3 separate regions of the Mus musculus genome follow, and regions 1 and 2 are each linked to region 3. Evidence: chromatin loops called from intact Hi-C (ENCODE). Cell type or tissue: left cerebral cortex. All regions are shown on one strand. Each heading gives the region's core, and the rest is flanking DNA. Links, peaks and the distances in the headings are about the cores only.

What was found. A loop is a pair of places that touch in the nucleus more often than their neighbours do. Peaks named below come from ENCODE experiments on the same cell type or tissue, not always from the same donor. Only the 100,000 strongest peaks of a DNase experiment are listed, where the experiment ranks them.
Region 1: a loop joins it to region 3, with 2.9 times the contacts of the local background. A loop is called at or near these places in 4 of 42 quality-filtered maps.
Region 2: a loop joins it to region 3, with 2.7 times the contacts of the local background. A loop is called at or near these places in 7 of 42 quality-filtered maps.

Annotation. Positions count from the first base shown.
Region 1 is chr9:112,721,196-112,729,498 of GRCm38, reverse strand. No RefSeq gene overlaps it. Among named protein-coding and RNA genes, the nearest start is that of Gm24957, 200 kb to the right of the region's middle. In left cerebral cortex, for the core only: a CTCF peak has its summit at 3,826; DNase peaks (open chromatin) are centred at 2,193, 3,794, 6,049, 6,641 and 1 more place; H3K27ac peaks cover 2,222 bases.
Region 2 is chr9:112,808,871-112,817,173 of GRCm38, reverse strand. No RefSeq gene overlaps it. Among named protein-coding and RNA genes, the nearest start is that of Gm24957, 290 kb to the right of the region's middle. In left cerebral cortex, for the core only: CTCF peaks have their summits at 5,023 (motif pointing right) and 6,962; a DNase peak (open chromatin) is centred at 7,005.
Region 3 is chr9:113,642,411-113,650,713 of GRCm38, reverse strand. Gm36745 (a long non-coding RNA gene) reads left to right here and starts at 7,106. Exons shown (of 5, transcript XR_379913.3): 1 at 7,106-7,281. In left cerebral cortex, for the core only: a CTCF peak has its summit at 5,006 (motif pointing right); DNase peaks (open chromatin) are centred at 5,038, 5,722, 6,450, 6,895 and 4 more places; H3K27ac peaks cover 1,931 bases.

The sequences.
Region 1 (8,303 bases), core at 255-8,254, 920 kb after region 3:
CACCCTTTATTACCTCCCACCCTGACTCCACCCTTACTGCCACCAAGTTACCATCCAACTTTCCTGTCTTTTGTTCTATTTTGCTTTGTGATGCTTTAAGGCTCACTGTGGTTATCACATGGGCAAGATATGAGACATCCCTGGAACCTGAATGGCTCATCTGTAGCTACCCTAAGGCAATGACTTCCTGTGTTCCAGTAACCCTCTGTTGCAATTTGCTGGCTGGGGTGAGGCAAGGCCCATGAGCCTTCCCTCCACTGATAACTGACTGAATATTCAGTGGATTAGTCTTGTACAAGCCCTCAGTAGGCAAGGGTTGCTGCCATGATTGCAAGGATGGCATTTTGGTACCTTCATTTACTTGTTTTTGGGTACCATACTCTCATGCTCTAAGGCAATAGCATGTATGTTTTACAGATTGTTCTTCCTTCGACCCTCCATTTGTCGGTCGTCCCTCCCACCCTTCCTTCTTCCCTCTCCCATTCTCCTTTTCTCTTTCTTTCTATCCTTCCTTTCTGCCTTTAAAAGTTATTTTCTTTTCTCCATCTACACTTCAGGTTGGCATGAAATCTACCTGCTTTGGCCTGAGTGCTGGGATTCCAGATAAGTGGAAAATACATAATAATAAAAAATATTTTTTAAAAAAAGAGTCATGTCCAGCCATCTTTCCACGTTTAACTATTTTAAATGCTCATCTCATCCAAGTGTTAAACCTGTGGCATGGAACAGCTCCTCATGGTGATCATGCTCTGTTGGTATAAATAAGCCTGGGATTTAATTCCTCCTGAGCAGACTTGTGACCTGCATGACCTCAGTCCCAGCTAAGTGGGCTAAGTAAAGCAAGGGAAAGGGATGCAGGACAGGAATTAGATAGCTCGTATCTAATGATACAATGTTCTCTGGATTCCAAGGTACATATCCTAGAGCTCTGAATTAGAAGCAATTCATTGTTGAGTTTCAATTTGATTAAAAAAAAAACGCATTAGGGCAGCAAATTGAACCAGAATGAATGAAGGCAGTATGGGCCATCTTAGGACCAAAGGGTCTTGAACCACCTTCCAGATTCTGCTCCTTAGCAACGGTTTTCCCCAGCATGCTTTGCTCTAAGTCTTCTACACCTAGGTCCTCTCAGCTGTAGCCTTTTCTAAGGATGCAGTAAAGCAATCAGGGAAATTGCGTGTGGTGATTCTTGGCAAAATGTTAGCTGCATTTCATCACTGTATGATTCTGTTCTTAGAAAGATGGGCTTTAATGTGGTTGGCACAGTGATGCTGTGGTTAGGGGTATTTGTATCAGGGTGTCAGGCTTGTCCTACATTCCCCTCCCTAGATTTTAAAAGCCAAATTTCAACCGTTGGTAAGCTACAGGCAAGCTGAGAAAAATTAATAAAAACAACGTACACATCCCTGCAATGGTATCCAAGGCATTTCTCTCGTCATCTCAGAAGTTTTCTTCTTCATTGTCTCCTCATTTTGAGACTAGAAATGTTGACCGTTTCTCTCACTATAAACCAGAATGAAGGAAGTAGGTAGTTTTAGGTGCCTTGATAAGATAGATGTATGGCGTAGGAAAGGCAGGCAGAGAGGCAATAGCTGTCAGAGGTAGGAACTTAAGGTGACTGGTGTCATAAAATATTAAAACGGTTTAATCAGCAGTGAGATATGTAAGCGGGCTTAATTAGAAATACATATTATTATTTGACTTTGAAGTACAGAATTAAAAATTAAAGCAATTTTATAGGGTACATAATCAGGGAGGAATAACGTGCTGGAAGAGGTGCTGTAATTGATGTGTTCAATTTAAGTTTAATTAATTTTCGTCAGCATACATGCAGGCAAATATGAAATCAACAAATTTTAAGGATGAACCTCATAATTACACTGAAAGTGGTGTGCTGATCCGAAGAAGTGAGAGATTTCCATGACACGCGGGCACCCTCAGCTGCCTTGCACTGAGGCTGAGGAAACGCTCTATCTGCTGAATGGATCTTTGTGATTCTCTGGAATTCGCCCACTCCCAAATCTCCTTTAATTAAAATTCACAGTGATGCTTGGCCTGTATCAGGTTTCCTTTCCTGTTGCATCTTAAATGAAGAAGGGACTTAATTTTAATTAGCACCTCATTGTAGGTAGTCTGATATTAATGTTCGCTAAGTCCTTTCTATGACTCATTAACAGCCATTTTGTGATGAAAGGACCCAGGAGGCAGGTAGAGAGCTTGTAGGCTATTTTTCCTGATTTCAGTATTGATTTTACAATGTAATGGTGGCAAAAGCACACTGCTCTGCAGTTTCACATGTAGGAAGAAGTGAAGTCACAGTAACAAGTTATAGAGGAGAGAAAGAGAGATGGAGGGATTTGCATACATTTACATATTTATATGTATCTTTGCACATCCACATATAGACATATACAGATGGTATAAATGCATAGATACAAATATATATCCAGATATGTGTGATATGTATATATGTATGTGTGTACAGAGAGCAAACAAAAAAAGAACATTTTCTTTGGGTGTGTATAGTGATATATGTACATGGTCATATGGGTGTGCCCATGCATGCCTGCCTTATGCATGTATGCAAACATGTGTCTTTGTATCTATAGAGGATATATCACATATGATTTATGTGTTTTTCAGTTGTTGAAATTTTCAGCAGTACAGCTCATTTTTTGACAAAGACTGAAATAATTCAATGTTGGAGGAAGTCTTTTAAAAAGTGGCAAAACTATCAGTCTGAAGAAGCAGATGAAATAATCACCCAAGATCAGACAACCTACAAGCAATATTTGTGGTCATTCCCAAAATATTATATAGAGTTGTTTAGGCAATTTCCCTTGAATATGTCATGTGTGCATATGTATGTGCTTGTGTACATGTATGTGAAGATGTTTGTCCCATGAAAGCAAGAGAATGGTGTTAGACAGTGTGCTCTCTTGTGCTCCATGATGTTAGCTTGAGACAGGGTCTCTCACTGAGCCTGAATCCACTGCAGGCTTGCTTTACATGTGACATATCAATCTTATTTGTAACAATGATAATGTCGCAATGAAATACCTAGGGTCTGAGGAGATGGCTTGGGGGGCTGAAGAGCTTGAGGATATGAGTTCAGAAACCTAACATCAAAATACAGGAGATGTGCACACACATGCATGCATGCACACACACCACACACAGCCTCCCCCTCAAAAATTAAATAAGACAAAACAACAACAGAAAACTATGGACTATAGTGTATAAAGATGCAAAATTCCCAATAAAAACTGAAGAAAGTTTCAACATCTTTAGCCATCAGGGAAATACAAATTAAAATTGTTTTGAGATTCCATCTCACACCATCCAGAGCAGATCTCATATCACCTAGGTGTATCACTCCCAGATATATACCCTTAGCTCTTTATATCAATATACTTTAGATACACGTGTACATCCAATTTTTTTTTCTGCAGTATCGACAAGTAAGAAATGGACTTGCCTAAATGTTTAAAAACACATAGTGGACAGGGAAAATGAGGAATATACACACAATATAATTTCACTCCTTCATAAGGAAAATTGAAATTGTGACTTTGCAGGAAAATGGGTGTAACTGGAGTTCATTGTGTTAGGTGACATAAACCTGTTGCGGAAAAACAAGTACTGCGTGTTTTATCTCATCCGCAGGCTGCATATTTTAACTTGAGTGAGGTGGGGAGAGCTGGGATAGTAGAAGTGGAACATTGCCTTGAGAGGAGGAGCTTATGAAGGGGGCGAGGACTGAGAAATAAAAGGATGACTGCAGGAATGCACGTGACACTGACACTGGAACAGAGGGAAGGAGCCCCCTGGTGTAAGGTAGGCGACAAACAAGAGGGTGGAGCAAGAGGAAAGGAAGACCAAAGAGAAATGACATTCACACTCTAAAGCCACGATGAAACCCTTTGCTTTGTATGTTAGCAAGAATAATGGCAGAATGCCGATAAACAAGACTGAGGATAGTGTAGAAGCAGTCTAGCAGAACGTTTCATACCTGTTTTCTTTCTTGCTTCCTTGATTTAAATAAATGGAATCTTACTTTACAAATTGCCCCTGCAAGATTTAATGCCTGAATAATAGGAGTTTTATAATAGAAACTTTGCTCAGCAGAGAAAACAACCTCTAATCCTCTTAACTATGCTGCCCAGTATTATCCCTCCTTTTACAATTTAAGGAAGTGTGGCTCAGCGGGGTTAAGTAATTTGCCTGTGGAAATTCTTCTATGTGGGAGAGAGCATACTGCACACTTCAGAACCAATGTTATCAGCCTGCTGTGTGAATATCATGATGCTAAGCATTGCCGATAATAGAAAATAAACAACACTGCTACCGAACCTAGTCACAAGGGTCAGTTCCTGTCCCTGCTAAATGCAGACTGCAATCTGGTGACTTCCCTGTGGGCTTCAGCCTAATTGCACTCAAAAGACAAAAAAAAAAAAAAAAAAAAAAAAAAGTGTGGCTGTAGTTCATGGTGCTTTGTATGAGTAATTCTATGACCTTTTGATTCTTTCAAATATCTACCTAGAGTCTTTAATTCAATAATATGGAGCCACTCCCAGCCAACGCGACTGCCATTGTATAATGTACTGTACTGGTTCTGTGTAGCACTGGGCTGACTTTGGCACAGACAATATTGGCAATAAATCTTATGGAACATCTTGATGGGAAAATAGATGCCATCTTAATTCAGCTTTGAGAGAGTTAGAATGGAGAGAAAGGTTCCCCCAACACACACACACACCCTTTGGTTGTTTTCCTTGTTTCTGTTTTCTGCTTTCTTAAGTATTCTTTAAAGGACAGCATGGAAGAACTTGGGATTGACACCCACATCTGGCATGTCCCAGCCTGTGTCATTGGCAGTTGTAGTCTGTCTCTCTCTCTCTCTCTCTCTGTGTGTGTGTGTGTGTGTGTGTAGACTGTGTGTGTCTGGAGGGATGCCGCCAGGTTGAAGAGCATATTTCTTGAAGAATGTTTCTCTACCTATTCTGATCTCTTCCTTCAAGAGTTTTCAGAGTTTCCTGGCTGCACTTTTCACTTTCCTTCCTTCAATTATTCATTCACCCATTCACGGAATGTCTGTTAGTCATCCAGTTACTTGCTTGAGATGCTTTTGGCTTGTTAGAATGCATATATGATCAAGTCATTTCTCTTCGTGGCTCTTTATTATCAGAGGACATCACCCAAAGACAGTCTCCAGACTTTCTATCCCTATCCATCAGCCATTGTAAACACTAAATCATCTCCTACATATTTCTCCATGTTTTCTAAATTGGCGTTGCTTGTTTTTAACCTTGGGACACACAGCTGTTTAAAGTTATCATTTTAAATTTGAACATAAAGCTTGGTTTCCTTTTCTCTTTGTTCCTGTAACACCCTGGAGTAGTTTTTCATGTTTCTCTTGATCAACTGCTTTAAACAATAACCAAGAATAGAATTCCCTTACAAAGGATTTAAATAGCAAATACAAGTTGGGATACCGAAGTGACAGTCCAGCTCACAGGAGGGTCCTCACTTCTGATACCAAGACAGCCTTTCTTACATTTGTTCTGCAGCAACAGGACAGATTCCCTTTTATTTTTAAGGATTGAAACATTTCCCCCAACCCTGTCCTATGTCTGCCAGATCAAAGACCAGTTTGGCAAATAAATAGTCTCAGATTTCTAATTTGGGGTTCTAGAAATGTGTTCTCTGAAAAAAAATTTTTTTTCCTCTTAGGAACTAGGAAATTTAATGCAATCAAGTTTGTGACTTTAATAATAAAAAGATTCTGCAGCCAGAAGAATGGTTCAGCAGGGAAAGGAGCTGCCATGTGGGCTTCTTCACCTGAGTTTGATCTGTAAAAGAATCAGATGCAGTGGCAGTGTGTGTGTTTAAAGCCAGAAGTCTGAGGAAAGATGAGGGGCAGGGGCAGGAACCCTGCCAGAAAGAAGCCGGCTGGGACTATATAGAGCAGCATCAAAAAAAGCAAGAGGTGATCTTATATCAACTAGCTGGGAGGCAAGAATCAACTCCCAGATGTTATCCTCTGTGTCTACAGGAACATTGTACTATGATCACACCTACATTCACACACACACAGGAACACAAAGACACACACACAGATATTCACAGAGACACACACAGAGACACATGCACAGAGGGACACATGTAGACACATACAGACATATACATAGACACATGTACACACAGACACACACAGACACGTGCATACACACACACATACAGGCATACCCACAGATATATGCACACAGAGCCACACATATGGACACACACAAGAAATAATAAAAAGCAACAATTCTATAAATTACTCTTTAGATGAGCAGAGCACTTCTGTGCGCACCCTGCTTCATGATAGTGATATGTTCTAACTCAGATAAATCTTGTCCCATGTTTGTTCAAGTTGCTATCTCCCTTCAGAAGAGCAGGAAGCTGTCGCAGAAAGCTGTCGCAGAAAGCCAATTCTCTTTAGGTGATAGGACACATTCTAGCCAGAGAATGCCAAGGGCAAATCCTATCACCTACTTCCAGTGCAGAGTAAGACTCCACAATTGTAGGGTGGAGATGAGCATCGTGAACTGCCATCCTGCACCTGAGAGACAGTCCTGTTCAAGTAAGATGAATCTGAAGGGAGAATTTTACACAAGGAAGGGAACTTTGCATTAGGATAGATGTCTCCTTCTATAAGAACAGATTGCAGTTCTTCCCATGATGGAAGGGGTCCAATGTAATCAAACTCTCACTAGGAGGCTTGATGAATCTCTCCCCACCTTCAACCTGGGAATGGAGCCATATCAGTGTTTGGATGTAACCTCTGCCGTTGGTAATTTGGATACCCAGCAGGCACAGCAGTTGATCATGGAAGGACTGTTTCGGGGTTTCAAGTTGCGGAACTTGCCCGGGAGTTCTTGTGGCTGCCAAACAGCTACTTGGCTCATGAGTCCATGAAGCAAACACTAGACAATTGAGAGAATTGGTTCATGGTCCATCCCAGGAGCAGGCCTCCCATCCACCTGGCTATGGGGAGTTCTATCCATAATGAGTGCAAACTGAGGGCTTTTATAGTTCTGCAAAATTAAATGTGAGTGTATATTCCATGAGACACAGACACATCGTATTGCCATGGAAAGGGAGGAATTGGACTCTTCTTTCCTAGGTTTTCTGGGCGCAGACTCTTCAAACAGATTCAACAAGTTGAGACACTCGGACCGTTTATCTTTGTGATTAGGATCTGCCTATATATATATATATATAATATATATATATATATATATATATATATCTGCCTATATATATATATATATATATAATATATATAATATATATATATTAACAATTTAGTAAGTTGGCAGTTGACATTCTTACTTTTGGCCTTGGGACACCAGGAATCAGTCACCATCATATGGTTCTGATGACTGGAACAACCATGTTCCCGTGTGTTTTGCAATAACCACAACACAATAATTATACGTCATCATGGTCAGAAATGGTTGCATATTACCATATGGCATCTGACATCACATGGCCATGTTACCTCACTAAAATACAAAGTTCTGATACTTAATGGTGAAAGTTACAGTCCCTAATGTTTTATACCCAAACTGAGAAACAGCCAAAGACAGCAGCAGAGGTTGGTAATGAGGCTGCATTCCCTTCAGGAAAGCATATTTTAGTGCCTTAGTGAAGACTCCTTTCTCTTGGAGAACCTCAAGGAATGCTTCAGATATCTTTCTGTGGCTGGGAAAGAAAAACCCCCAGAAGCAAAAAAGACTTTATTTTAACTCACAGTTCAAGGTACAGTCTGTTGTGGCAGTATGTAAATTCATGGCACCAGGAACTTGAACATCTGGTCTAATCACTTCCATAGTCTGAAAGCAGAGAGTGATAAGTGCATTCATGCTAGCTCTCAGCTTTCTTTCTCCAGTTTGTAGAGATCTGTCTGTCCGTCTGTGTATTATTTAGTCCAAGGACCTCTTCCCAGGGAATGATCCCACTCACAGTAAAAAGAATATTCACACATTAACTATCTAAATCTATACTATGTGATTGGTATGCCCAGTGACCCATCTCCCAGGAGATTCTAGACTCTGGCAAATTGACAATTAACACTGACACACCAGTTATTCTAACATATTCATATTCCAGAGCTTTCAAATTCTATTCTATATTGTATTACAGATAAGTTATAGAACCCTGATCTTGTTAATCCAGGGAGCTAATGAATCCAAGCTTTACAAAACCAACCAAGAAAACTTTTATTCCATCTCTGGGTCCCGAACTGCTGGACA
Region 2 (8,303 bases), core at 255-8,254, 830 kb after region 3:
TATTGACTCCTCTGAGAACTACAGCTATCATTTCATAACACACACACACTGTTTTTATTCATCTCTAAGAGAAATATAACATGGGTAATATCCAAAATATACAATGAACTCAAGAAGGTAGACCCCAGAGAACAAAGTAACCCTATTAAAAATGGTGTACAGAGCTAAAAAGAGAATTCTCAAGTAAGGAATCTCAAATGGCTGAGAAGCACTTAAAAAAACGTTCAACATCCTTAGTCATCAGGGAAATGCAAGTCAAAATTACCCTGAGATTCTACCTCATACCAGTCAGAATGGACAAGATCAAAACTTCAGGTGACAGCAGATGCTGGCAAGGATGTGGAGAAAAGAGGAACACTACTCCATTGCTGGTGGGATTGCAAGCTGGTACAACCACTCTGGAAATCAGTCTGGTGGTTCCTCAGAAAACTGGACAACTGGACATAGTACTACCTGACGACCCAGGTACACCACTACTGGGCATATACCCAAAACATTTTCCAATATGTAATAAGGACATATGCTCTACTATGTTAATAGCAGCCTTATTTATAATAGCCAGAAGCTGGAAAGAACCCAGATGTCCCTCAACAGAGGAATGGATACAGAAAATGTGGTACATTTACACAATGGAGTACTACTCAGCTATTAAAAACAGTGAATTTATGAAATTCTTAGGCAAATGGATGGAACTTGAAAATATCACATCACCCTGAGTGAGGTAACTCAGTCACAAAAGAACACACATGGTATGTTCTCACTGATAAGTGGATATTAGCAGAAAAGAAGCTCAGAATAACCATGATACAACTTATAGACCATAGGAAACCCAAGGGGAAAAAAAAGAGCAAACCAAGATGTGGATTCCACAGTCCTACAGAGAAAGGGAAAGAAAATAGTCTTGGGAAGTAGAAGTAGAAAGCGATCTGTGAGGGAGAGAGGAGGAGGAAGAGGGAAAGGGGCACCAGTTTAGATATGGGAGCAATGGGGGAGAAGTACAGAGGGTCAGGAATTTAAAAGGATGTGTGTAGCAATAGGGGAGGTGGAATTAGGAGTAGCCACTAGAAAGTTCCAGATGCCAGGGACCCAGAAGGTGTTCAGGAACCAACAGGGAGGACATTAGCTAAAATACTCAACAAAGGGGGAATAGAACTAGTAGAGACCATATCTAGTTGTTGGGCATGGCTCCCGTTTGAGGGATGGTGCCACCCAGCCACCTCAAAAATATTAATCCAGAATTCCTCCTATCTAAAGGAAATGCAGGGACAAAGAGTAGAGCAGAGATCGAAGGAAAGGCCACCCAGAGACTGCTCCACTTAGAGATCCATCCCATCTGCAGACACCAAATCCAAACACTATTATTGATGCCAAGAAGTGCTTGCTGGCAGGAGCCTGGTATAGCTGTCCCCTGAGAGGCTCTGCCAGAGCCTGACCAATACAGAAGTGGATGCCTGCAGACAAACATTGGATTGAGTGCAGGGACCCCAACAGAGCAGTTAGGGCAAGGACTGAAGGAGCTGAAGAGGTTTGCAACCCCATAGGAAGGACAACAAAACCAACTAGACCCCCTCCCAAAGCTCCACCAAGCAAAGGGTACACAGGGGGGGGGGGGCTCCAGCTAGATATGTAACAGAGGATAGCCTTATCTGGCATCACTGGGAAACAAACCCCTTGATCCTGGGAGTCTCAATGACCCAGTGTAGGGGAATGCTAGGGTGCTGAGGCAAGAGTTGGTGGGTGGGCGGGAAACCACCCTCATAGAGGCAGGTGGTAGTGGGATGGGATGGGGTTTGTAGAGGGGAAACTGGGAAGGGGGTAACATTTGAATGAAAATAATTAAAATAACCAATGTAAAAAAATGAACCAATTTAACTTCCATTTCTATAGTTTTGAAAAGGTATTTTGATGTGCACATGTTTTATAAAGCGTCTTTGGTAAGAGTATACAAACAGAAGAAACGGATACAATGCTGCATGACTGTCTTTCGACTTTAAGAACCCATGAACCATGAGCCAACCAGTCAACCATCATGAAACAAATTTGCTCATTAAAAACTAAACCACTGTTGAGTCTCAGATTTTTGCCATAACATGCTAGCGCTACGGACTAGGAGTGTAAGGGGTCTGCAGAGTCAGCTTCTTAGTAAACACCTGCAAGCTTGTTGGGGTTTTTTTCTCTCCACTGATAGGGTCATCAAGGGAAAGTCATATCACATCCATCTTACTTTGCCATCAAATCGGCTAGATGTGAATGCAGAAAATGTCACCTGTGCTCCTTCCCATTAACCCTTCTATAACTCTTAATAAAACCAGAACTGAGGAGAGAGAAGCTCTTCGAAAGATCTTTAAGAGTCCGAGGAAGCTCGCTCTGCCTTTTTGTTAGATTGCCCCTTTCTAGGCACGAGCTTGCCCCCTGACAACTCACAGAGCACTGCTTTGCAGTTACAAGGGAGACTGGAGTGGGAGCAGAATGAAAGTCTCCCGACAGAACCTCTCTGAAATGTGTGATAAGATGATTGATGATAGAGACAGCTGGAGCAGTAAATGTGATGCTGGTGGTGGATGCTGCCTATTGGTCCCCAAGTCAGAGAGTGGGGACCTCTGCATGAAATATACAACAGTAACAAAACCCCTACACATGCAATGTATCAAAGCTGGGGAACTATATAAAAAGAGAGACTGTTTCTTAAACATGAGTGGTAATAATATCTTCAGCCTAGCAGCTGCAGGGCTTCAGTGTCACGATCATACGGCCAGGCATGGAGGGAGTTTGTATTACCTACCCCATGGTTCTCAAACAATGCACTGTCAAGGAAGTAGCTATCAGGGTAAAAAGTATTCTCTGGGAGGTAGGTGAGATGGCTTGGTTACTAACACGCCTGCATGACAAGCACGTGGGCCTGGGTGTGGATCCCAAGCACCCATGTAGGAAAGCTGGGTGTGGTGGAATGCACCTGTCCTCCTAGTGCTGAGGAGGTGGAGAAAGGAGAAAACATGGTGCTCTCTGGCCAGTTCCTGTACCTGAGTGGGTGAGCTGCAGGCTCAGCGATTGGCCCTGTGTCAAAAACTAAGGAAGGCACACAACAGACATCCACCTTTGGCCTCCTTACACGCACACATATTTATTTGCCTACACACTTGCACACACATGTTTACAAACACACCGACATTTACATACTTGTGTGCACACAGAATACTCGCTGGTGGTTTTTGACTATGTGTTCTTCCTTTCTTTTCCCTGTCATAAGAACCATAGGTTAGATGTGGGTGACACTGTGGCCCAGTGTCAGATGTTCCCCGTGTTCATCAGCTTTGATTCTTACAAAGAGAAGGCATGAAGAACAGGGCTCTGCAGAATGGAATCTGCTCTTAAATGCACACACACACACACACACACACACACACACACACACAATTGGCTGGTTAGCAGGTGATGCAAATTTCCTCTCCTAAGGAAGGCCACTCTGGTGCGTGCTGCTCCTTACAGACATACGCTGATCTCCATAGAGTGAGAAGCCAAAAAATGGGATGGCAGCACTTTCCACTGTTATGATGCTGTGCACTGATGTCTGAGCTATGTGAAGTATTTGGTATAATATAATATAATATAATATAATATAATATAATATAATATAATATAATATAATATATAATAAATATAATATAATATATAATAAATATAATATAAATACAAACATAACCTTGGCTTTGCACAGGTCATTCTTAAGGAAGATATTTAAACAATTTTGCTGAACCTGTTAGATATTGATAGCAAACCAGTTTGTCCTTCCAGAGGCTGCTGGCAGCCTGGGGCTTGTGAGGGGCCCATCGCTATTGACTCAGTTTACCTTCTCCACTCTGCATATCGTGAGCACCAGAAAGCTCAGGAAGTCATAGAAATGTCGTGCAAAGACAATATGATGCCATTGCTGGCATGTGCCTTAAATGGGAGGCTTCAGTCGCTCTTCCCTAACCTTAGAAAGTCCCACCAAGGCTAAAGCACTCCTGACTCTCTGTGGATCCTCTCCATCTTGTTGAGGACTCATGAGGTTCTGCAGGGAACACGAACTTTGCCAAGAAAGCCCATTGGTGCTCCCTGCATGGCCATGGGTGCTGCCTGCTGGTTACTCTCTCTTCTCACTCTGATAAACTATTTGAGAAGAAGTAATTTAGGGGAAGAGAGGCTCATTTTGTCTCCTGGCTTGAAGAGCTGCTGTTCAGCACAGGAGAGAAGGTGTGTGCTAGCCTCTGGCCTGGCAGGGGTATGTGGCAGCCCTTTGTGACATCTCAGAGAACCATGCACCACAGAGGAGGCAGGGAACTGGGTGGGAATACAGTACTTATGCTAACTAGGCCCCATCTCTCTAACTCCCCCAAACAGCACTACAGCTGAGAGCTAAAGCCTTCAAGTACTCAAGCTGTGAGAGACGTTCGAAAATCACACCACACTTAAAACAAGCAGACAGATGAGGCTGGCCTGCCTGGCGATGCCCTTTGAGTTTGGTAGTTTTGTTGCAGACTCTCGAGTCCCTGTCCTCATCTATAAAACAGAGCTAAGAATTTTTCTCTTGAAAATTCAGTTCACGAAGCATTTAGACGTACTTAGTCTGGGTCTGGCAAAAAGAGAAACTGCTTGGGAGTTGTTATTTGACTTATTGTCTAAAGAAAACAAATTACTCTCTCTGCCCAACATGGTTGTTTTTTTAAACATCTCTGTTTTATTACGAAAATGGTAAAAAACAAAACAAAACAAAACCAAGTCTTACAACAAGGAAATTGTTAGAAAAGTGGTAAATAGTATAGACGCCATTCCTTGTGTCTGTGGTAGCATACCTACTTTCTGTAGCCATTTTCTTTTGAACTTCATAATGTTTCACTTTATCTTGATAACCACTTTGGCACACAAAATCTGACTCCTTGCTCTTCTATATTGTTTCCAAATCCTACTTATTTTTATCTTTAGAAATTATTTGTGTGTACATGTATGTGTATGTGGGAGGGGGCTAGGTGAACATGAGTGTAGTGCATCTGATGGCCAGAAGAGGGCATGCGATCCCCTGGAGGTAGGGTTGCAGGTGGTAGGCTCAGTGTAGGAGCTAAGAGTTGAACTTAGGTCCTGTTCAGCATGCAGTCTTAACTGCTAAACCAACACCAAGGCCCAGAACTACACATTTTAACCTTTATGTATGACTTTATAATTGCTTTAGTTTTGTTTCAAAAGGATATTTAAAACATAAGTGCTTACAACAATAATCCTTCTGAAACTATTAACATGAATTCATTGATTATAGATGCATATGGCCACCATGTCTCATCCAGGCTGCAGAGTGATTTTTTTTTATTTTGTATTTTCAGCATAAAGTAATCATCAAATCACCCAATGGTCAGTATATACTATCTCCCCTGTATTTTTCTTCTAGAAGAAATTTGGCACACCCCAAAAATAGCACAAAGCCCTGGATACACTTAACAAATGCTGTGTCTGTGGAAAAGATGGATTTTACCTGGAGTAAATTACTGTATTAGCCAAGCAAAAATAGTTGCTGAGAACATGGTGAATTTTACAGCAGATTTTTTCCTTTCTCCACCCCACTACTGTTAAGAGAACCTGAGAAGTGTCTTTTAACTAAAGAAATATTTTGTCTTTACCATACCCTTTTCTCCTCTCTCCTTCCTCTTCTTTCCCCTTTCTCCTCTTCTCCTCTTTTATTGACCTCCCCTCCTTCTCTCTTCCCTCTCCCCTCCTCTCCTCCTTCTTATCTTCCTTTCCTTCCTCTCTCTTCTTCGCTTCTTGATGCTGGCTCAATTTATGTATTCTAAGCTGGCTCCAAACACCAAAAATTTCATCTTTCTGCTAGGCTTCCCCAGCACTGGTAGCAGACACACATGGCAGTGGCATCCGGCTTACATTCCTGTCAAGTGCTGTGCACAGAAATTGTTCTTCATGGGGCTTCATGGACTGCAGAGGAAGCCGTGGATGTAGACTGCAAGTTGTGTGATCTTTGAATTTATGTGCTCTTTCTAGAGTGTTCCATCTTATGTATTTTGGCCCCAGGGCAGTGAAGAGGACGACGTTTACTTTCTTCCTAGACTTGATAGTTTGTTTCTTTTCTTTTACAGAAATGTTCTCATTGCGGTTCTGTTACAACGGCTGTCCTTAAATTCCCTCAAATCACACATTGCAACATAACCACCATTGTAGCAGTGGGGTGGGACAGGGCCTTTGGACACGTGAACAGGACATTAGGACTCAGGAGTTCTGCCTTCTGAGTGTCTTAGTGTCTGATGAAAGGGCCAGAGGGAACTTAGTCCCTGTTCCTTTTCCATATGTGACAACTTTACCTTGGACCTTTCAGTCTTCAGAACTATGAGAAATAGCTTTGTGTTTTTTGTTAGTTATCCAGTGTGGTGGTTTGAAGGAGAATATCCCCTATAGTCCCATATGTGTGAATGCTTGATCCCGGCTGATAAACTATTAGGAGTAGAGGGTGTGGCCTTGTCTGAAGAGGAGTGTCTCTAGGGTTATGTTTTGAGGTTTCAAAAGCCCATATCAGCCCCAGTCTCTCTCTCTCTTTGTCTCTGTCTCTCTGTCTCTGTCTCTCTGTTTCTCTGTCTCTCTGTGTGTCTCTGTCTCTGTCTCTCTGTTTCTCTGTCTCTCTCTCTGTCTCTGTATCTGTCTGTCTGTCTGTCTGTCTGTCTGTCTGTCTGTCTCTTTCTGGATCAGGATGTGATGCTCTCAGCAACTGCTCCATCACCAGGCCTGTCTTCTTCCACCATGATGGGCATGGACTAATAACCCTCTGAAACTATAAGCCACCCCCCCCCCCCAGTTAAATGTCTTCTTTTGTTAGCGTTCCCTTGCTCATGGTGTCTCTTTGCAGCAGTAGAACAATGAGTAAGACTCCCAGGCTACGGTATTCTGTCACAGATCCATGAAAGGACAGCTCCCCCAGTCTGTCTGTGCATATAGCGCTCATATCGTGAGGATTATGTCATCCTTCAGATTCTCTCCAAACAGCTTCCGTCCACATCAACGATACTGCAAAAGCAGAGACTGCATGCGTGACTGTGTAACCTGCTGCAGCAGCAGTCAGTGGCGGGAGGAAGGAACCAGAGAGCTTTGTGGTAGGCTGCTAGAAAAATCACAAACATTGAAAGAAAACACTTCCCAAGGGGCAGAATCTCCAGAATTGCCACATTTTGCTGCAATTTCCCCTTTATCTCATCAAAAATTATCTGGCCCCAGTGGAAGTTGAAGAAGGGAGAGTGGCAACTCCTTAGCCATTCATTGACCCAGACAAGAAAAAAAAAATCTTAAAGCTTTCTCTACCAGATAATTAGTCTAAAACAAACACTCAAACAAACAAATACTAGAGAACTCCCATTCCATTCCTTGATTGCAACACAAATAAGCATGTACTTAAAACCTAGCAAATGCCCGTTAAATTTTACAATATTTCAAATGTTTGTATTCTTACAACCATCACGCGACGATCATTTCTAAAGGTCAGGAGACTTGTCATAGTCTAGTGTCAAAATAGCCAAGACTGTGTGGAAGGAAACTCACACATGTGGGACAACGGTGCGCCAGGCACTCTGCCAAAGAGATGGACTCTGATGACTTCCTGTGACCTTCACAGAAGTTTTGAGAAGTCAGTGTTCCCTTATTTCTGAAGAAAGCCGGCTTTAGATACTAGGTGATCAGTCTGAAACCCCAAGCTGCTATTCGTGCAGCGTGTTTATTAATCCATCTGTTTGGCTGCTCTAAAAACATCACAAGGACAGAAGCTTCAGCAGCAACTAGTAATTTCTCCAGGATCTGGAAGTTAGAAATTTCAAGGTCAAGGGGCCAGCATATTGGCTGTCTGGAGCAGGCTTCTTCCTCCCAGATGGTAGAAAGGAAGGAGCCCTTTCTGTGATTACTTAGAAAGGGCACCGATTGCACTGAAGAATACTCCATATTCATTTCTTTTTCCGATTGTATTTTGTGTGCGCATGTTTGACCATATGCAGCTCTAAGTGTCTGCATGTGCCCGTGTGTATATGATATGCATGTGTGTGATATATGTGCACATGTGGTATATGTGTATACATGTGTATGGATGCATGTTCCTGTACACCAACAGCAGAAATGGGTGCCTAATGGTCTTCTCCATCATTCTATGACTTATTCTCTCACTGAATCTGGAGCTGGGATGGCATTGAGCAAGTCTCAGGGGCTTCCTGACTCTACCTTCCACAATGCTGGGGCTCCACATGGTCACATCTGACATTTTACATGGGGACTGGAAATTTGAACTCAAG
Region 3 (8,303 bases), core at 68-8,067:
ACTTCATGCAGAATAGATTTGCAATCTCCCAAGTCCCTGTGTGTCAGCTGCTACCCCCCTGCCCCCCGCCCTTTAACTCCCCGTGACCATTGGTGAAGCCTTTTCCAGATTGGTAGAATTCAGAGTTGGAATCACATAATACATACAAGCCTTTCGAAGCTGATTCCTTTGTTATCTGTTTCCTCGATGCCTCTTCATGGCTCAAGAGCACTGTGGATTTACCAGGACATGTCACAACCCAGATATTTACTCCTCTCTCGATGGAAACAGGAGGAACCCTACAAAGTATGTGCAGCCATACAGTTCCAGAGCCAGTCTCATTGCAACTTCTGCATAGACCCATGGCAGCTTTGAAAGTCATTCTCCAAAGTCTCTTTAGTATTTTGTATCCCACCAGCAATATATAATAGTTCCTATTTCTCCCCATTATTGTTAATATTTATGTGATCTGTTTTCTGGGTTGTTAGTCATTGGAGTGAATGTGTGTGTGGTGTTATGCTTTTGCTTTGAATTCATAATTTGTTGAAGATGCTGATCATCCGCTCATTTTAAAGATTATTTTGTTTTATGTGTGTGCGTGTTTTGCCTGCAAGTATACATGTGCACTCCATGTGTGTGCCTGTTGTTCACGGAGGCCAGAAGTTAAAGATGCTGTGAGCCATGGTGTGAGCCCTAGGGATTCAATTCAAGTCCTGTGCAAGAGCAGCCAGTGCTTTTAACTGCTGAGGCAGCTATCTGAACTGAGCTCTTCTCTTACTGAGTTTTAAAGAGTCTCTGTATATTTTGGATATAGTTTCATTGTTAGATGTATTTTGTATCTCGCCGCCCCTCCCAATTTGGTGGCTTGCTTTATTATTTTGCTAACCTTCAAAGTTCAAGTAGTTATCTTAAAATGAGTATTACATTGTAGAAATACCCAATGTAGATTGCAAAGAAATTAAGACATCTTAAAACTTTATTATAAAAAACCTTGGAAATAAAAACATCCCGACCTTCTTTATGGGGCTCTTTCTTTTCTTTTTCCTTTCCTTTCCTTTCCTTTCCTTTCCTTTCCTTTCCTTTCCTTTCCTTTCCTTTCCTTTCCTTTCCTTTCCTTTCCTTTTTCCTTTCCTTCTCTTTTGTTTTTTCGAGACAGGGTTTCTCTGTATAGCTCTGGCTGTCCTGGAACTCACTCTGTAGACCAGGCTGACCTCGAACTCAGAAATCCGCCTGCCTCTGCCTCCCGAGTGCTGGGATTAAAGACCACACCCAGCTCTATGGGGCTTTTTCTTTCTGAGCATGCTTTTGTTGTGTCAAAAGAGTCCAACCTCGAGTCACCTAGATTGCTCTCCTGGACCTTAGGAGTTTGTAGGTTAGTGTTTCACATGTAAATCAACATCCGCAGTTCAAAGATTTTTTTTTTTCTTTTTTTTTGCCAACGCAGGATTCTAGGCTGGGGTCATTTCTTTTCAACATGTAACATATGTAACATCTCCCAGCACTGTTTCGTTGCCTGAGCAGTTGTGTGAGGCGTTCCAGTGAGTTCTGTTTACCTTTTTACCTAAAAAGAGCTCCCCTCTGACGTTTAAGATCTGCGTCTTCTGCAGTCTGGAACCTCTTTGCTGAGGTGTAGGTTTTCACAGTTCTCTGAGCTTCTTCACCTGTGTTCCTCCCGTGTCTTTCCAGAACTTTCCAGCGCACTGCTGTCACAGAGACAGGGTTCTGTGTGTCTGTTTAGCCCAGGCTGACCTTGACCTCCTGATCCTCTTGCTGGTTCTGACCCCCTTCTCCGGTGCTGGGAATTCCGGGCACGCACCTGTGCACTGCCCACTCTTAACCTGGCATACTCACTGTGCCTCACAGTGGTCTCAGCTGCCTCACAGTCTGTAGATAGTTGCTCCAGCTTTTTATTCTTTTTTCTCTGTCCACATTCTCACTTGGGAAGTTTCTGTTGTATTTTCAAGGTTTCCAGGTTTGTTCAGTGTGCCCTTCCCCCAGTATGTATTCAACCTACTAGCATTTTTCTTTGTGTGGGGCTGGGAATTGGACCCGGGGCCTCAGATATGCTAGGCAAACCACTGAGCTGTATTTCCCAGCCCAGGCTTCAGTCTACCGGGGAGCCTGCTTGAGGTCTCTCCCTCTCTCCTATGTGGCTTTTGGTTTCCAGCAAGATCAGAATCTGTGTACCTGACTCGTTCTTGTACAATGTCCATTTTTATACCAGTAATTAGTTACTTAAAATATGTACTGAGAGCTTTCCCAAACCCTTGCCATGTATGCGTCTGCTGCTATTGCTGTGTTTGTCTCTTTAGACTCTGCTTTTTAGTATGTATTGTTGGACGACATGCATGTTGGATGAAGGGACAGAAAGAGAACCGTAGGATCAGGGCTAATGCTCCTCTGGCTTGGTCACTGGTTACAGTTTATTGTGGCTGTTATGTCTTGAGACTTCATTTAAAAAATTACTGTTATTTATGTGTATGTACATGTGTGTGTGTGTGTGTGTTCCCAAGGAGGCCAGGGTGGCATTGGCTCCCTGAAGTTGGAATTCCAAGCAGTAGTGAGTTGCTTGATGTGGGTGCTGGGAATCGAACTTGGGTCCTCTGCAAGAGCAATATGTGCTCTTAGCCAGGGACTCATTTTTTCCAGCTCCTTCATTCGTGTGTATGTGTGTGTGTGTGTGTGTGTGTGTGTGTGTGTGTGTGTGTGTGTGTATGTGTGTGTATGTGTGTATATGTGTGTGTATGTGTGTATATGTGTGTGTGTATGTGTGTAGGTATGTGTGTATGTGTATGTGTGTGTATGTGTGTGTTTGTGTGTATGTGTGTAGGTGTGTGTGTGTATGTGTGTGTGTGTATGTGTGTGTGTGTATGTGTGTGTTTGTGTGTATGTGTGTGTGTGTATGTGTATGTGTGTGTATGTGTGTGTGTATGTGTGTGTTTGTGTGTAGGTGTGTAGGTGTGTGTGTATGTGTGTGTGTATGTGTGTAGGTATGTGTGTATGTGTGTGTATGTGTGTATGTGTGTGTATGTGTATGTGTGTGTATGTGTGTGTGTGTGTGTGTGTGTGTGTGTGTTGTTGTTGTGTGGCTGCTGAGGAGCTGGTTGTGTGGCTGCTGAGGAGCTGAGCTGGGTCTGGGAAGCTTCCAGCTTCTACGGTGCTTCTGCCGCTGCTGCTGCACTAGCAGGTAGCCTGAACTCTGGGATTTCAGCAAGCTTTGAGCATGCTATTCCAGGTCGGTTAAGTATTTAGCTCAACAGCCACGCTGGAGGTCTCCTCTCACTTTGCCTCACTTTGTTGGAATAGAAGAATCGTGACCCAGAGAAGATAGCGTCTGGGATATGGTGGAACTGGGCTTTCAATATGATCGAATGTTAAAGTTTCTAAAATTTCTCTTTCTTTGGAGTTTATTTATAGGTGCTTTTGTTCCGTCTGTCTACCCATCCGTCTGTTTGTCAGTTGGTCCATCCACCCACCCACCCATCCATGTTTTCCCCTACTTAGCCATTCAGAATTATATGTTTGAGCCTGTGGATGTGGATCAGTTGGTAGAATGCTGGCCTAGTATCCAGAAGCTCTGGGCTAGGTACCCAGCAGCACACAAAGCTGGTGCCTATAATCCCAAACTTGGGAGGTGGAGGAAGGGGGATGAGAAGTGCAAGGTCATCCAAGGTCATCCTTTGGCTAAATAGCAGGTTTGAGATCATCCTGGACTGTTTCTTTGGAGACAAGGCTGGCCTCTAGACCAGGCTGGCCTCAAACTTCTCCCTCTCCCTCTCCCTCTCCCTCTCCCTCTCCCTCTCCCTCTCCCTCTCCCTCTCCCTCTCCCTCTCCCTCTCCCTCTCCCTCTCCCTCTCCCTCTCCCTCTCCCTCTCCCTCTCCCTCTCCCTCTCCCTCTCCCTCTCCCTCTCCCTCTCCCTCTCTCTCTCTCTCTCTCTCTCTCTCTCTCTCTCTCTCTCTTTTATCTTGCCAGTCATAGTGGTATACATCTTTAATCCCAGCACTTGCGAGGGAAAGCAAGACAATCTCTGTGAGTTTGAGGTCAGCTGGTCTGCACAGTGAGTTTCAGGACAGCAAGAACTACACAGAGAAACCCTGTCTCAAAACACCAACAACAAAAATGGGGGGGGAGGGAGAGAGAGAGAGAGAGAGTATATAAAAACTAACTAAATTAAATTGCAAGGTGACAGACTTATATTCTAGGTTCTAGGGATATTGCTGCTGCCGCCTGGTATTTGCATTTTGAGTGAGAGTGAGGTTGAAGGAGAAAGCGTGAAGTGAATGCTGTATTAAAATGTATGAGGCAAATATGATAACCATTACACTGTGGAAACCTCTCCCCATGTGGAGCAGTCATGGGTGCGAGCAGGAGCTGGCCTCTATGTCTAAGAGTCAAAGATAAGATCTGGGAGGAGGGCTGGCATAGTAGTATTGGAACATTCTTAGAGGTGTCATGTTTTCTGTAAGGTGAAATGCCCACAGCTGAAAGGACAGGGTTTGTGGCCATCCAGGGTGGTACCTGCACCACTGTGGTTGACTGTGTGAAGATCCAGACAGTGATCACTAAGATGGTTTCTCATCACCCCAGAAGATGTGCTTCGGAGATGGAAGCAAACCACATTCAAAGTGTTTCTCAGTTAATAGGCTTAGTTCATAGTCACTTCCTGCATCAGGCCATATTCAATGGCAGAAGTACTTACTACTACTCCTAGTGTGTCTGAGCACGTGTGCTGAGGCTCACGACTGGAGGTCAGAGGGCACCATGTGGAGTTGTTTCTATCCTTCCACCTTTATGTGGGACCCAGTGATTGAACTCAGGTCAGGCTTGTACCGAAAGCATCCCCAGTCCCCGACCCTTGCCACTGGGACAGATGTATTTCTGCTGTGCAAACCTTCAGCCTGCCGCTTCAGCAAAACTGATACTGATGTTTGGGTCTAGGGAAAGGGGGAGATGGTGGCCGCAGCTGACAGAATTCAATAGTCTATTGGGTATGGAATAAGAATGGCAACCCCATAGGTGACCACAAGATGGCGACATCTCACAATTTATGTTTCAAGACCTCGCAGCAGGGATTTTTCTTCTGGCCTCTTAGCCTTGTTCTAAAATTGGTTCAAGTTTTCTTTTGAGTTAACAGTGTGATCAGAGCCCTGTGATGAGGCTCTGTGGTGGCTCCCCACCAGGAGCTGAAGAATTCTTGTCTTGTGAATCCAGGAAGGATAGATGAAAGGGTGGGTTCCCCAGGGTTAGGTGAGAACATGAAGGTTAGTGTTCACAGTCCTGTCCTCCCCCCCCCCCCCCCCCCCGTCTGTACCCCCTCCCCCACACTCCCCGTCCCCAGCCACCAACGATGCGCTAGCGCCCTGCACCTGCACACCCACCCCAGACCTTGCAGAGTGTGGAGAAGAAGATACTTAGTTGCTATTTATTTGCTATTCTGCATGAATAGACACATAGCTGGAGGTTTTCTGTTAATACAGCGTCTGTGAGGTGTGTGTGTGTGTGTGTGTGTGTGTGTGTGTGTGTGTGTGTGTGTGTTAGGCGATGGGCTGGAAGGGTTTGAAGGAAGGGTAGGAGAACACTCTAAATGGACGTAGGCTGTGATCTTGCACTAAAAACCTGAGGACCCGGCCAGGTTTTCTGCTTGGTTTTACTGTTTGCCCCTAGGGCTAATTTTAATGGGAACAATTTCACGTCGTCCCTTGTCCTTTGGCCACATCAGCACTTAGGTCACTGTCTTTATTGCAGGGACAGAGGAGAGGTCTCAAAGCATCTAATTGCAAAGGGCAGCAGCCACTTCTACAAGTCAGCATCATTTGTTCAATGCTCTGCAAACCCTGCTTGGCCCAAAGTAGGTCAGGCTGGAGGAAAGCAGTTGGGTGTGTGTGTGTATGAAGCATCGGTTCAGAGGGCTCCGAAGTGAACATTCCTCAGTCGCCTGGTGCCTTGGCCCCAAGGTCTTTTGGGTGCCTGCTCTCACCCTTATATCAAATATGAGCCATCTTTCCTTCCTTCCTTCCTTCCTTCCTTCCTTCCTTCCTTCCTTCCTTTCTTCCTTCCTTCCTTCCTTCCTTCCTTCCTCCCTCCCTCCCTCCCTCCCTCCCTCCCTCCCTCCCTGCCTTCTTCCTTCCTTTCTTTCTTTCTTTCTTTCTTTCTTTCTTTCTTTCTTTCTTTCTTTCTTTCTTTCTTTCATTTGTTCACAAAGCTATTGAAAGCTGTCCTCTCCAGACTCCATCCCAGATTCTGGAGCCCAGGAGAGGGAGAGGACCTCTCAGAATGCTTGGGACATTCTGGGGAACTTGTGAGTCCTCCGAGACATGCCAGCCGGGTGCTAACTTACTCTCTTTTCTCACATACAGAACAGGAATTATTTTGTTCCTAGCAATATTACCAGCCTCACAGGATGACGGTGGGAGAGCATCAAACAGTCTGTGTATACAGCATGCATGGTCAGCATGGGGCCTGGCTGTGGGAGGCAGCTTGTCCTTTGAGCAGGTGCTCAAGGTGGATTTTTGTAGCCAAGGGTGTGAGCTTTTACTATACCCTGCTTCACCAGATGGCACTGGTGTCCTAAACCCAGTGAACCTAACAGACACCCTTCCCTAAGGTGCCCAAGACTGAGTTTGTGAGCTGACAGCATGATGAATTGTTTAAGGGCACAGGCCCTCGAGCTGCCCCGTCCATGGTAAATCCCAGTCGGACAATTACTGACTGCAGGCTTTAAGCCAATTACTTAGGGTCTCAGCGTTTCAGTTTCTAACCTGTAAAATAACAGCAGCTTTCTGAATACAGCAGTTACGAGCACTTAGGCCCTGGAGGGCTGCAGCTGCTTCAACGCTCTGCTGTGGTCATCGCTCCTGTTGTTCCAGCTAACTTGCTAATGGTGCTCCGGCAATAAATTTAACGGCGATTGGACAGTGTGGACCTGTGATCTCACATCTCTGGATGCCGTTTCCTGAACACTAGGCAGGTGGAAAGAGAGCAGGCGGGAGAGGGGGCGGTTACAGGCGGGAGAGCAGGGGTGGGTAGTGGCGGGACTATAACGGTAGGGTTGTGGTGAGGATGAAGGCAAGGTGGTGAGGAACTGGTGGTACCGTTGCTGGGGTGAAGTGTACAGACAGATGAGGTGTTGGTCGTGTGGCGGGGGGTGGGGATGGGGTGGGATCACTTCACTCACAGTCTCAGAGGGCTCGTGCACGTATGACTCTGGTACAGGGCCGCTGGTGAAGCAGTACTTCTCGAGGGTAGGAACCTGTGGAGGAGGCAGCTCGAATTCCCCGAACCTCCCCAAACAGCACAGCCAGGTAAGGACCAAACACTCAACATGTGAGCCCCCTTTAGGGCACATTTTAAAGTCAGAGCAAAACAGGCGATGGAGGTGGTAGGTGGTCAGCTGGTTTGGTGTGGTCCGTGGGATAACAGTAGGGTGTTGGTGGAGGAGGGATAATGAGGGACTGGTGCTGGCAGGAGGAAGGATGGGATAGCTGTTGCTGGAGCTGTGGGGAGGTAGTGTGGGGTCGGGCACTGGCAGGGTCGGGAGGTAAGACACGCCTTCTCTCAGCTCTGTGACCAGCACCACAGGTCGCCTTCAGGAACTGACATGACTCCAGCCCCTCAGGATGCCAACTGTTTTCTTGGAGGTCCTGGTGTGTTGGCAACTATACCAGTTTCTGATCATTGCCTAATAAATTGCCTCATTCATTTATGGACGTTTTACTAAAGTAATTGATCAAGTAATATATTTTTTATTTTCTGGCTTTGTGTGTGTGTGTGCATGCATATGTGTGCTCATGTGGAGACACAGGGTTAATGTCGGGATTCATCCTGTATCTCACTTCCTTCTTACTCATTGAGGCAGGCCTCTTAATCAAACCCAGAGCTCACCGATATGGCTAGTCTCAGTAGCCAGCTTGCTCTGAGGGTCCCGTCTCTGCCTTCTGAGGGTGGAATTTCAGGCTGACTATCACACCTCTCCTACATTTCTGTGGATTTAGGGGGACCCAAACTCCAGTACTCATGCTCGTATGAAAAGTGCTTTAGCCAGTGGGTCATCTTTGCAGCCCTGTTACATTTATACAATTTAAAAATATTTATTTTATGTGTATGGATATTTTGCCTGGATCTAAGTAGTGCACCATCTATGTTCCTGGTGCCCAGGGGAGGAGCTAGATCTCCTGGAATTGGAATTATGGGCTGCTGCGTGTGGCCATGTGGGTGCTGGGAATCAAACCCAGGGCCTTTGCAAGAACAAGTGCTCTCAGCAGCTCTTCCTGCATTTATTTTAGAGTCTCATCTTATACTCTATTTTTTTCCCCTCTGAGAGACC